Regions from separate parts of the Homo sapiens genome. Here region 2 is linked to region 1. Evidence: read pairs that join two places in POLR2A ChIA-PET (ENCODE). Cell type or tissue: MCF 10A. All regions are shown on one strand. Each heading gives the region's core, and the rest is flanking DNA. Links, peaks and the distances in the headings are about the cores only.

Region 1 (5,428 bases), core at 87-5,086:
AACCTGAAAACTATAAGGCAGGAAAAAAGAAGAAGATTAAGATTATCCATGATTTCATCACTCGGGATGACCAGTGTTATTGTACTATTTATCTTAAAAGTGTTTTTCAAATATTTTTCTACAACATCATTTTTAAATGCTTGCATACATTTTATACATAAATGTAAACTAGTTAACTAATTCCTCTATTGCTGGAATTTTAAGATGTCTCTAAATGATATAAACAATATTTCAAATTTTGTGATTGGGAATGTGGATTCTAGAATATGAGTGTCAAGGTCCAAGTTTTGTCTCCACTGTTTGTTAGGTGAATTGCATAAACTCTATAAACTCAGTTTCCTACTTTAAAAAACAGAAGTGTGTCAGTGACAGTGGTGTATGCCTGTAGTCCTAGCTATTCTAGAGGCAGAGGGGAGAGGATCACTTGAGTCCAGGAGTTTAAAGCTGTAGTGTGCCATGATCTCACCTGTGAATAGCCACTGCACTCCAGCCTAGACAACACAGTGAGACCTCATCTCTAAAAAAGAAAATAGGGGGCTAGGCGTGGTGGCTTACGCCTGTAATCCCAGCACTTTGGGAGGCTGAGGCAGGTGGATCACGAGGTCAGGAGTTCGAGACCAGCCTGGCCAACATGGTGAAACCCCGTCTCTACCAAAAATACAAAAATTAGCTGGGTGTGGAGGTGCATGCCTATAATCCCAGCTACTCAGGAGGCTGAGGCAGGAGAATCGCTTGAACCCGGGAGGCGGTGGTTGCAGTGAGCAAAGATAGCGCCATTGCACTCCAGCCTGGGTGACAGGGTGAGACTCTGTCTCAAAAAAAAAAAAAAAAAAAAAGCGGTGGAAATAGCACCTAACACACAACATTGATTATTTTAGACACTTTATTCAGACATATCATGCAAAACACTTAACAAAGTTCCCACTGCATGATAGGAACCTAAAAAGCAACTATTATTCTCATCATCATTATACCTATATCTTATCTTTCAGTACATCTAAGATTATATTATTAGGGTAATCTGTCCACATTAAAGTTTTTTTAATGCATTTCTAAATTGCAGACCAAAAATATGTACTTGGATTGGAATGCTTCTAATCAAGATGGATTAACAGGAACTAGATTTACCCTACCACCAGAAACAAACAATCTGTAAGAATATATAAAACTACAATTTTCATATATTGCATATAGGAAGCACAGGACAACGACCCTTGAGAAAAGTAAAATAAATTAGATGAGTCCTATGATGACCCCAGCTTACTGCGGGGAGTTATCAGATGACAGCAGAAGAAAAAAGAACCCAGACAGAGCTCAGCATGCTACCTGAGCTGAAGAAACAAAGTTGGTAAACAAAGCTTGGTCCAGGAAGACCAAAGAAACTAAAATTTATAGGACACAGTACTGGAGAGGAAAGAACTACACAGAAAAAGAGCTCTGGAGTTGTGTAGAGTGCCCCTGCAAAGTCTTCAACCAAGTATAGATCAGACATGTATGTGAGAAGACTACCCAAGGCCAGGGAAAGAACTGTCCAAAAGGAACAGGAAGAACAATCCGAGAAACTCTCACAAACTTAGAAAGACTTTGCGTTTCTACCAGCCCTAGAAGAAAACTTTATAATTAGTGGTGCACTGGGTAGAGAATCAGAATGATATTTGCCTTATTTGTGGGTCAAAATTAGCTCTAGATTAAAGCCTATACTGGAGCCAACTGAAAAAGCTTTTTAAAAAGCCTAAATGAGCAAACCATTTCCAAGTAACTTTACTGTGTCCTTGAACTTTAAATTTTGTATAGGAATATAAATATGGACAGCACCCAACAAGGTAAAATAAACAATGTTGACAACAAATCAAAAACTATCAGACATGGGGAGAATACAACCCACATAAGGGGGACCCATGAACTAAGAAGACATACCCAGAAATGGCACAAATGATAGAACTAGCAACCAAGGATGTTAAAACAATTACTTTAACCATATCACATATGCTCAAGAAGGCATAGGAAAGATTATGCATAAGTAGAGCCATGGAAGATGTTTATAAGACTGAAAGTGAACTCCCACAGATGAAAAACACAATTTATGAAATGAAAAAAAAATACCAGATAGCATTAACAGGAGATTAGAAATTGCAGAAGAAACGATTATGGAACTTGAAAATAAGCAATAGAAACCAACCAAAATGAAACAAAGAGGGAAAAATCTGAAAAAAAAAAGAAGAGAACTCATTTTATAAAACTTCAAGTAGCCTAATATGTGTTGAATCACAAAATGAAAAGATATAGGTCAGTGGAGTCAGAAAAAAAATTGAAAAATAATACCTCCAAATTTTCCAAATTGACAAAACTATAAACCTATAGATCCAAGAAGATCAACAAAGACCAAACACAAAAAGAGTAAAGAAAACTAGACCAAAACCATCTTTATCAAGTTATTTAAAACCAATAAGAAATGAAAGCTTTGAAAGCATTCAGAGAATACACATTATATACAGAAGAACAAGCATAGGATAATGGCAGACTTCTCATTGAGAAAAAGGCAAGCCAGAAGACAATGTTAAAGCATCTTTAAGTACTGAAAGTAGGTCAACCTAGAATTCTATAAACAGTGAAAAAACATTCTTCAAAAATGAAAACAAAGTAAAGATTTTCTAAGACAAGCAAAAGCTGAAAGAATTCATCACCAACAAAACTTTAGTACAAGAAATGTTGAAGAAAGTCCTTTAAGCAGAAGGAAAATTATACTAGGCATAAAAACCAATGCCTACACAAAGGAATAAAGACCGTGCTAAAATGGTAAATTTAGAAGTAAACTTTTAAAAAACCTCTTTATATCTCATTAAAAATAACTGACTATTAAGGCAATAACAATAACACTCTATTGTGAGATTTATAACATATTTAGAGGTAAAATGTAAAACAATAATAGCACAAAGACTAGGAAGGAGAGATGGAAGTGGATGGTGAAAAATTAAAGATGGATCAGCAAATGACAGTACATGGGCCAAATATGACCGGACACCTGTTCTTTCTAATAACATTTGATTAGAAGCTAAACACATTGGCTGGGCATGGTGGCTCATGCCTGTAATCCCAGCACTTTGGGAGGCCAAGGTGGGTGGATCACGAGGTCAGGTGTTCAAGACCAGCCTGGCCAACATAGTGAAACCCCATCTCTACTAAAAATACAAAAAATTAGCCAGGCATGGTGGTGGGTGCCTGTAATCCCAGCTACTCGGGAGGCTGAGGCAGGAGAATCACCTGAACCTGGGAGGCAGATGTTGTAGTGAGCCAAAATCACGCCACTGCACTCCAGCCCAGCCAACAATGCAAAACTCCGTCTCAAACCAAAGAAAAAAAAAAAAAAGCTAAACACATTTATTTATTTACATCTACATATTTATTTATGTCTGTTTATTGTCTATGGCTGCTCCCACACTACAATGGCAGAATTCACTGTTATAATAGAGAACATACAGCCTACAAGGCCTGAAATACTTACCATCTGGCTCTTTACAAATAATGGTTCTCTATCCCTTCTATAAACCCTAAAGCAGCTACTAAAAACCAAGGAGTTATGGCTAATATGTCAAAACAGAGATAAAATGGAATCATATTTTTAAAAAATTAATCCAAAAGATAGAAGACAAAAAGACGGCAAAGAAAAAAAAGAAACCCTGAAGAAAGAATGGATGGGATAAAGAAAAAACAAATAGCATGATTGTGGAATTAAAGATAACCATATCAATCACATTAAATATGAATGATGTAAACATTCCAAGAAAAGGCAGAGATTGTAAGATTGGAAGAAAAGTAACACACATTTACATGCAGCACTCAAGAAGTTTACTGTAAATACAAAGACACAATAGATTGTAACTATTAATAAAAGCATGGAAACAGATATACCATGCTGACCCTAATGAAAACAAAGATGGTGTGGCTATATTAATAGCAAACAAAGATTTCAGAGACAAGAATATTACTAGGGGTAAAAAGAGATGCTTACTACTTAAAAAGAGTTAATTCAGAAAACGAACATAATAAACCTAAATTTAGGCTTCAAAATGTATGAAGAAAAATTTAATAAATGTTAATTAGAAATAGACAAATCCACAATTATGTTGATGATTTAAATATTCCCCTCCCAATAATTGATTAAAGTATGCATAATATCAAGAAAAATATAGAAGACTTTAATAATACTATCACTCAATTTAAACTAATTGACATTTATATGGCACTCCAGTTAAGTACAACATGCACTTTCTTTTCAAGAACACATAAATGCATTTATGTGATATCATATTTTGGGCCATAAAACAAGTCTCAATAAATTTTAAACAATTAAATTCATACAAAGTATGTTCTCTAACCAAAATATAAGAAAGTTGAAAACAAACAACAAAAAGATATCTGGAAAATTTTCAAAAAGCAAATGGGTGAAAGAATAAATTTTTTAAAGAAAATTAGAAAGTATCCAGAAAATACCAAAATGAAAATATATCACTTACAAATGTACAGCACTAAAGGCCTATATTAGAACTGAAGAAAGTTCTCAAATCAATAATCCCCACAAGAAACTAGAAAAAGAAGAAAAAATTAAACATCACAATAAGCAGAAAGAAAAAAATAAACAAAGATGAAAGTAGAAATCAATGAAATAGAAAATCAACAGAGAAGATTGATGAAATCAAAATCTAGTTCTTTGAGGAAATCAATAAAATTTATCAATCCCTAGCAAAACTGATCAGGAAAAAAGGAAAGAAGAATTGCCAATATCAGAAATGATAGAAGTGATATCATTACAGATTCAATGGATATTAAAAGAATAAAAACGGAATATTATGAACAACTTTGTGATAAAAATGTTAAAAACATAGGTGAAATAAACAAATTCCTTAAGACACAAACCACCAAAGCTCATTCAAGACAAAAATAGATATCCTGAATAACTCTATTTCATTAAAGAAATTGAATTTATAATTAATAATCTTTGGCCCCCTGCCAAAAAAATGCACAGAACCAGACGGACTCAAAGGTGAATCATATCAAATATTTAAATTTGAAATAATACCAATTCTACATGAAGTCTTTCAGAAAATTGAGGAGCAGAAGATACTTCTCATGTCTTTCAGAGGCCAGAATTACTTTGTTACCAAAACCAAGTGAAGACATTAGAAAAGAGAAAACTATGGATATTCCTTATGACATTAATAAACATAATTTTTTAGAAAACTGAATTCAATAATATATTTAAAAGATAGTAAGTACATGAAGACCAAGTGGACTTTATCCCAAAATTGTGAAGCTGGTTTAACATTAGAAATTATAATTCACCACATTAACTAAATAAAAACAACATGACCATCTCAATAAATGTAGAGAAAGTATTTTACAAAATCCAACATGAATTATTACTTGTAAA
Region 2 (5,428 bases), core at 344-5,343, 160 kb after region 1:
AGGCAGATCCTAAATCATGCAGAGTGGCTTAGAATCTGTTCTTGTGCCTGCTGGAGTTACACCTTCATGGCAACAAGCACCTGAGGGCACAGTGATAACATCCCGAGAGCCTGGGGAGTCTTGTGTATTTCTTCTCTGCTAACACTTGTATGCTGGAAAGAAGCTGTTGTATTCTGAAACACTGATGCATCCCAAGTTCAGAAGCCCTGACCTCACAGAGCTCCACTTCTAGAAAAACACCTAGGGTAATCCAAGCCCCGCCCTCTGATGGGACTGGATGTCTTGCAGCTGCGGTTTGGTGGGCATTTTCCCTCTTTGTCTCCCTCCCTCCTCTCTCAGAATGGACAGGACAGGCTGTGTTGTCCTCTGCAGGTCCATGCCTCAGTTTCTTCATCTAGCAAAAGGCAAGTGATACACCAAGGTCACCAGGGCAGTGAGTTGGTGGCAGAACCGGGACTCAAGTCCAGGGTCTCTTCATGCAAATGTAAGAGATGCTATGTGGTGGTGCAGTCTTGGGCTGGAGGGACTCAGCCCTTTTTTGCCTGTGAGGTTCACATCACCCTGTCTTTTGAGCTGTTCTCATCTCTCTGTCAATAGATCCATTGTCTATGATTTACTGAAACTCTTCCTGGAGAAGCTGCATTTTATCCATTGCTGCCTATCGGGTAAAGAGGGTGTCTAGTGTGTTGCCAGCTAAATAAACATGGTGGCCTTCCTGGCCACGTTCCCTTTTTCTGCCCCTCCTGGGGCTCCATCTTTGTTCTCACTGTACACATTCTCTCTTCAGTATTGTTATGGGCTCCCTAAAACAATGGTTCCCAAATCCGTATCTTCAGTACTGACCCCACTGCTGACTGTGAGACCCATAACACCAGCTCACTAAGGGCCATCTCCCCTGGATACTCCACAGGCACCTCCATTTGAGCCCTTCTGAAGCTGATCTCAAGCCTCTTTTCCCAACCCCAGCCCAAATCTCTTCCTCCACCTGGGTTCCTATCTCATGGCCCTGACAGAAGCCTGGGAGCCTTCCTGAATACTCTTCCTTCCACCCCCAACATAGAGCTGTTCCCCGGGGCCATCAGCCTTCTTCTCTTCATTGCCTCTGTCCTCTCTCTCCATTGCCACCAAGACCCCTGCTTGGTTCAGGCTCCATCCTCTCTTAAGGGATTTGACAGCAACCTTTTAACTCATCTCCTGGCCTCTGAGCTTTTCCCTGCCCATTCATTCTCCATCCAGAGCCAGGGCACCAATTCTATCCTGACAGCCTTCTGCTAGAGCCATGGCTTAGAGATCTCATTTGGGGATACACGTTTGTTGTGTGGCCATCATGTGTGGCTGCATGGAGTGACCGAAGTGAATCATCTGCCTGCAAGCGTTTACACTCAGGTGAGCACAATTCACATACTCCTTGGCTTAGCACATGTCACCAAACTTACATACGTCGAACCTCGAGCTTTAGGTACCTTGTCTTGATCCTGGCAACAGTGCCATGCAGTACGCACTGCGCGATCCCCACTTTCCTGATGGAGACACTGAAGCAGACGGAAATGAAGTCGTTTGTCCAGGTGAACAGAGCAAGTCAGTCGTGGATGGAGGCTCTGTACCCAGGCAGCCTTGACCCTGGGATTTTCATTTTTATCACTGCATTGTCTCTCCTCCAGCCTCACCTTTCTCTCCCCTCCAGCCTCACTTTTCTCTGCTCTTTTCCTGTCATAGACCCTTTAGAGCTCTGCTGAAGTGCTTGCAGTTCTCCCAACACCGTGGGCTTGTTCAGCCTGGATTTTTAGCCTTGAGTTTCTTCTCCCTAGAACCTTTACTGCCACCACGACCCCCACCCTCTACTGAGGCTGTGTCCAGTGTGGTCAGAGAGACCATCTGGGTCTCTTTCTTTTTGGTGCCCTGTAGCATAACATCGTCTCCTGTCATATTCTGTCCATCGCCCTGGAGTAGTTTGTTCATCTTTCCCCTCAGCTAGATTGTGATTTCCTTGAGGGCAGGGTCTGTCTTGCTCATTTCTGTCCCCGAAGCCCAGCACAGTCCCTGGCATATTGTAGACACGCTGTAAGTGTTTGTTGAAAGAGTGAATGAATCCAGACACACCTTCCACTGTGGGGTCCTGCCCTCTCACTGCGGCAGTGGGCTTTCCAAACTGAAGAGGCCTTGTGCTTCCACCTGCCCTCCTGCCTGACTCCCCACCCCATCCTACCTGGACCCCGCCATGGAGCCAGGGCCTGATCCTTGGTCTTTGTTGCTTTGTCAGCCCTTGGTGATGGAGTGGGCATGGGCACTGTAAGGAACCCCCCTTGGGAGGGTGTCCCAAGGCTGGCAATCCCTAGCTGGGTCTGGGGGCAGATCCTTCCTGACTCCCACCCCCGTCCAAGCAATTTGTGGCCTATGTAGGCTCCACATAGGCATCTCGGAGGGACCTGCAGACCCAGTGCTTTGGTTTTGAAATGTTAGGCTTCAGCATGATTTAGTGCCCTGGCATTTCTGAGCTAGTTTACAGTAATCAGGCATTTGTTAATGCTCACTTTCTCCTCCACGGACTGTTGCTGACACAGGAATTTTCTTTGTTGATTAGATTTAGCCCTGTGCTAAACAGTAACCGGGGGAGGGTAGTAAGGGAAGCCTGGACGCCAGCAGTGATGGTAACCGGGGGCCCAGGGATGCTGGGGCCACAGCTTATGAACTTTGTTAGTGACTTAACCCCTCTGAGTCTCAGCTGTTTCATCTGTGAGTCAGGGATAACCTTACCCAATACGCTGGGGTTACTGTGAGGATTAAAAAAGAAAGACTACAGAGCATTGTGTTTGACTCACAGCATGCACTTCGTCAATCCTGATCCCCCCTTCCCTGCCCCTTAGTGCCCATGTTAGGCTTGACTTATTGGCACATGAGTTCCACAAGGTGCCAGATGGCACTTTCCATGGTAAAGGAATCTATAGGTAAAGAACAGGCTTTGTCTTTCTCCTAGTACTGTTAGGATTCATTACTGCCTCCAACTCCTGCCCCGTCACACGCCCCATTGGTGTCTTTTAGAGTCTGGAGTTGCAGACCACAGATACTAGTAAATTGTCCTACTGACTAAATTAAAACAGGCCAAGTCAGAAAACTCGGCTTCCAGATTGCCAGACCAGTATGATTTTTCCAAAAAGAAGAGCTTCCATAAGGTCACATTTGTGACTTATAATTTTGAACTCTGCAGACACTGGCCCCGCCCTCTGGCCAGAACTGTCCCGCTCCCCTGCCTTCTGTTTCTCTCCCTCTCTTGAGTCATTTCTGCTACCTCTGAGCCAGTGAAGGAGGCCAGATAAAGGCTCCTGGTCTGTCCTGGCGCTCCCCAGGCTGGAGGGTCCCACCTGGGGAGGGCACAGCCATCACAGGAGCTGCAGGGCCGTCTGTGGCCCGCGCTGTCGGTGGGAGCCCACAGCCGGGGTGACTGCACTCACGTACACATGTGACTTTCCTCCTTGTCCCTGTCTCGCTAGGCTTGACTCATCTCTTTAATCACTGTGGACTTGGATGCTCTGTTATTTCCAGGGCATCTTCTCAATTTCATTCTGAAAGTATGTCCTCGCTCTATTCAGAATAGATTTTTAATTGCCCTTTCCCTGAAAAATGTCGAGCGGAATGAGTCCTCAGGATAACAGTGGCCTTAACCAGGAGTCTGGCATTGGGCTCAGTGCTGAGGCCCGTGTCGCAGTGGGGCTGGGGTCTGAGGGCTCCCGTGGGCTGCGCTTTGGGGTGCGGCTGGTCTCTCAGCCTGGCCTTTTCCCCACTCAGGCGATTCTGTTCCTGGCTCATAGGTCATTTGTTGAGAGGAAGGGACTTGGGGCCAGTCATTACTCCAGGATTAGGCTGCCTGTCCCAGCTCGGCTGTTGACTGGCTGGCTGACTTCACCACTCCCTTCTCCCCACTGAGCCACAGAGGCCTTGTCATGTAACACATCACAAAGGTTAGATAAGGGCGTCCAGTGCTTTCACTCGTGGAATGCCTGCAGAATAACATGGTTTCCCCACACACGGAGACACAGGCTGCTTGTGTGGCCGGCACGGGGGGTCCTACGTCAGCATGTGGTGACCCTTGGCCTCGCCCACCATCAGATCACTGTACCTGTGTCCCCTCCTGTTCCCTCCTGCCCAGCGACCCTCACGGACTCCGCATCGTCTATCCAATAAGAACAATCCCTCAGCCATTTCAGAGCTGTCTACAGCTGGAACTCGCCCACCTTGTGGCCGTCCCTCGAAGCCCTGTTTCCTCTCCTTCCTTGCTGCGTCCACACCGATCCCGTCACTGCTTCCTCCTGCCTGAAATTCTCACTGCGTGCAGCCCGTTGAGCTAAAGGGTCAGAGACTCACTTAAGCTATGTCAAGGAATGGGGCTTGTTTTACGGGAGGCGGAATCCCACAGGAACACAGGCCCGCTGGCTCCCGAGACCGGGCTGTCTGGAGTCCTCCATGCGTCTTCATCTCAGGGCCCTGCTCACAAAGCGACTGCTGCCCTCTGAGCAGATTCTGCCGCACCTTTCTTAGTTTTCTTCCTGATGTCAACTGATAGATCGTGTGTATTTTCTGGCAAGAAATTCCAAAGGCAGAGAGTCCAGTGAGCTTAGCTAACTGCCCCTGCCCCACCTGCCAGAGCTCCTGGTGCCAGGGTGTCTGCAGAGTGCCTGCTGGACCTTGTGCTGGCCGCCTTTGGGTCTGGGGCCATCTCTGCTCCCAGCCACGTCCACCCTTTTCCAGAAATGGCACTGCTGAGGCCCATCTGTCAGCGGGGCCTCTGGGTGGGGCAGTCACTATGAGTGGCACATGTACGACTCATCTTTCCGCCACCCCCCCACCCAAATTATACCCAACCTTCAAAGCCGAGCATCAATCTCACACCCTCCCAGAAGCCCTGGCTGCCTCCTCCTCCTCCTTTATCAGTCAACAGAGACCTTAGAGACCTGGCCAGGCGCCAGGCCAGGGGCTTTCATTAACATCTTCGCACACTAGTCCTCACAGCAACCTTCTGGGAAGTAGGTATCATTGTGTCCCCTCCTTACAGAGAGGGAAGCTGAGGCTCAGAAAGGCAGGGTGACTCGCTCAGTAGTGTAGACAAGGCTCCAGCCCACCCTGTAATTCCACTCAATGTTTCTTCCACCTGTTCCAGGTCCTTTGAGCCCCTGCAGTCCTCCTGGTCTGTCACATGCTAGACAATGGTTGGCACCTGTCTTGTGGTGTCTCCCGGCATGGCCTGGATTGTAGTGATCTGTGGTCTGTCCATTGCTGAAGGGGTGTCTGCTCCTGAAGATCACATGGTCAGGGCAGAGCCGGAGGCTGGGCTGGGGGCCCAGTAGGGCCTCCCTACAGAGCACAGGGAAGTGGAGGCCGTCTCTGCCTCTCCTCTCCTCTCCTCCTCTTTTGGGGTGGCTGCTCCTGGAGGGGA

Evidence for each region. ChIA-PET counts read pairs that join two places held together with the same protein. Peaks named below come from ENCODE experiments on the same cell type or tissue, not always from the same donor. Only the 100,000 strongest peaks of a DNase experiment are listed, where the experiment ranks them.
Region 2: POLR2A ChIA-PET joins it to region 1 with 6 read pairs; 2 of 35 experiments call an interaction of 5 or more read pairs at or near these places.

What each region holds. Positions count from the first base shown.
Region 1 is chr2:23,251,831-23,257,258 of GRCh38, forward strand. No RefSeq gene overlaps it. Among named protein-coding and RNA genes, the nearest start is that of KLHL29, 130 kb to the right of the region's middle. In MCF 10A, for the core only: no CTCF peak of the experiment used is centred there; no DNase peak of the experiment used is centred there.
Region 2 is chr2:23,416,026-23,421,453 of GRCh38, forward strand. All of the region lies in intron 1 of KLHL29 (kelch like family member 29), which reads left to right. Among named protein-coding and RNA genes, the nearest start is that of LINC02923, 31 kb to the left of the region's middle. RefSeq lists an enhancer at 4,049-4,883. In MCF 10A, for the core only: no CTCF peak of the experiment used is centred there; a DNase peak (open chromatin) is centred at 2,776.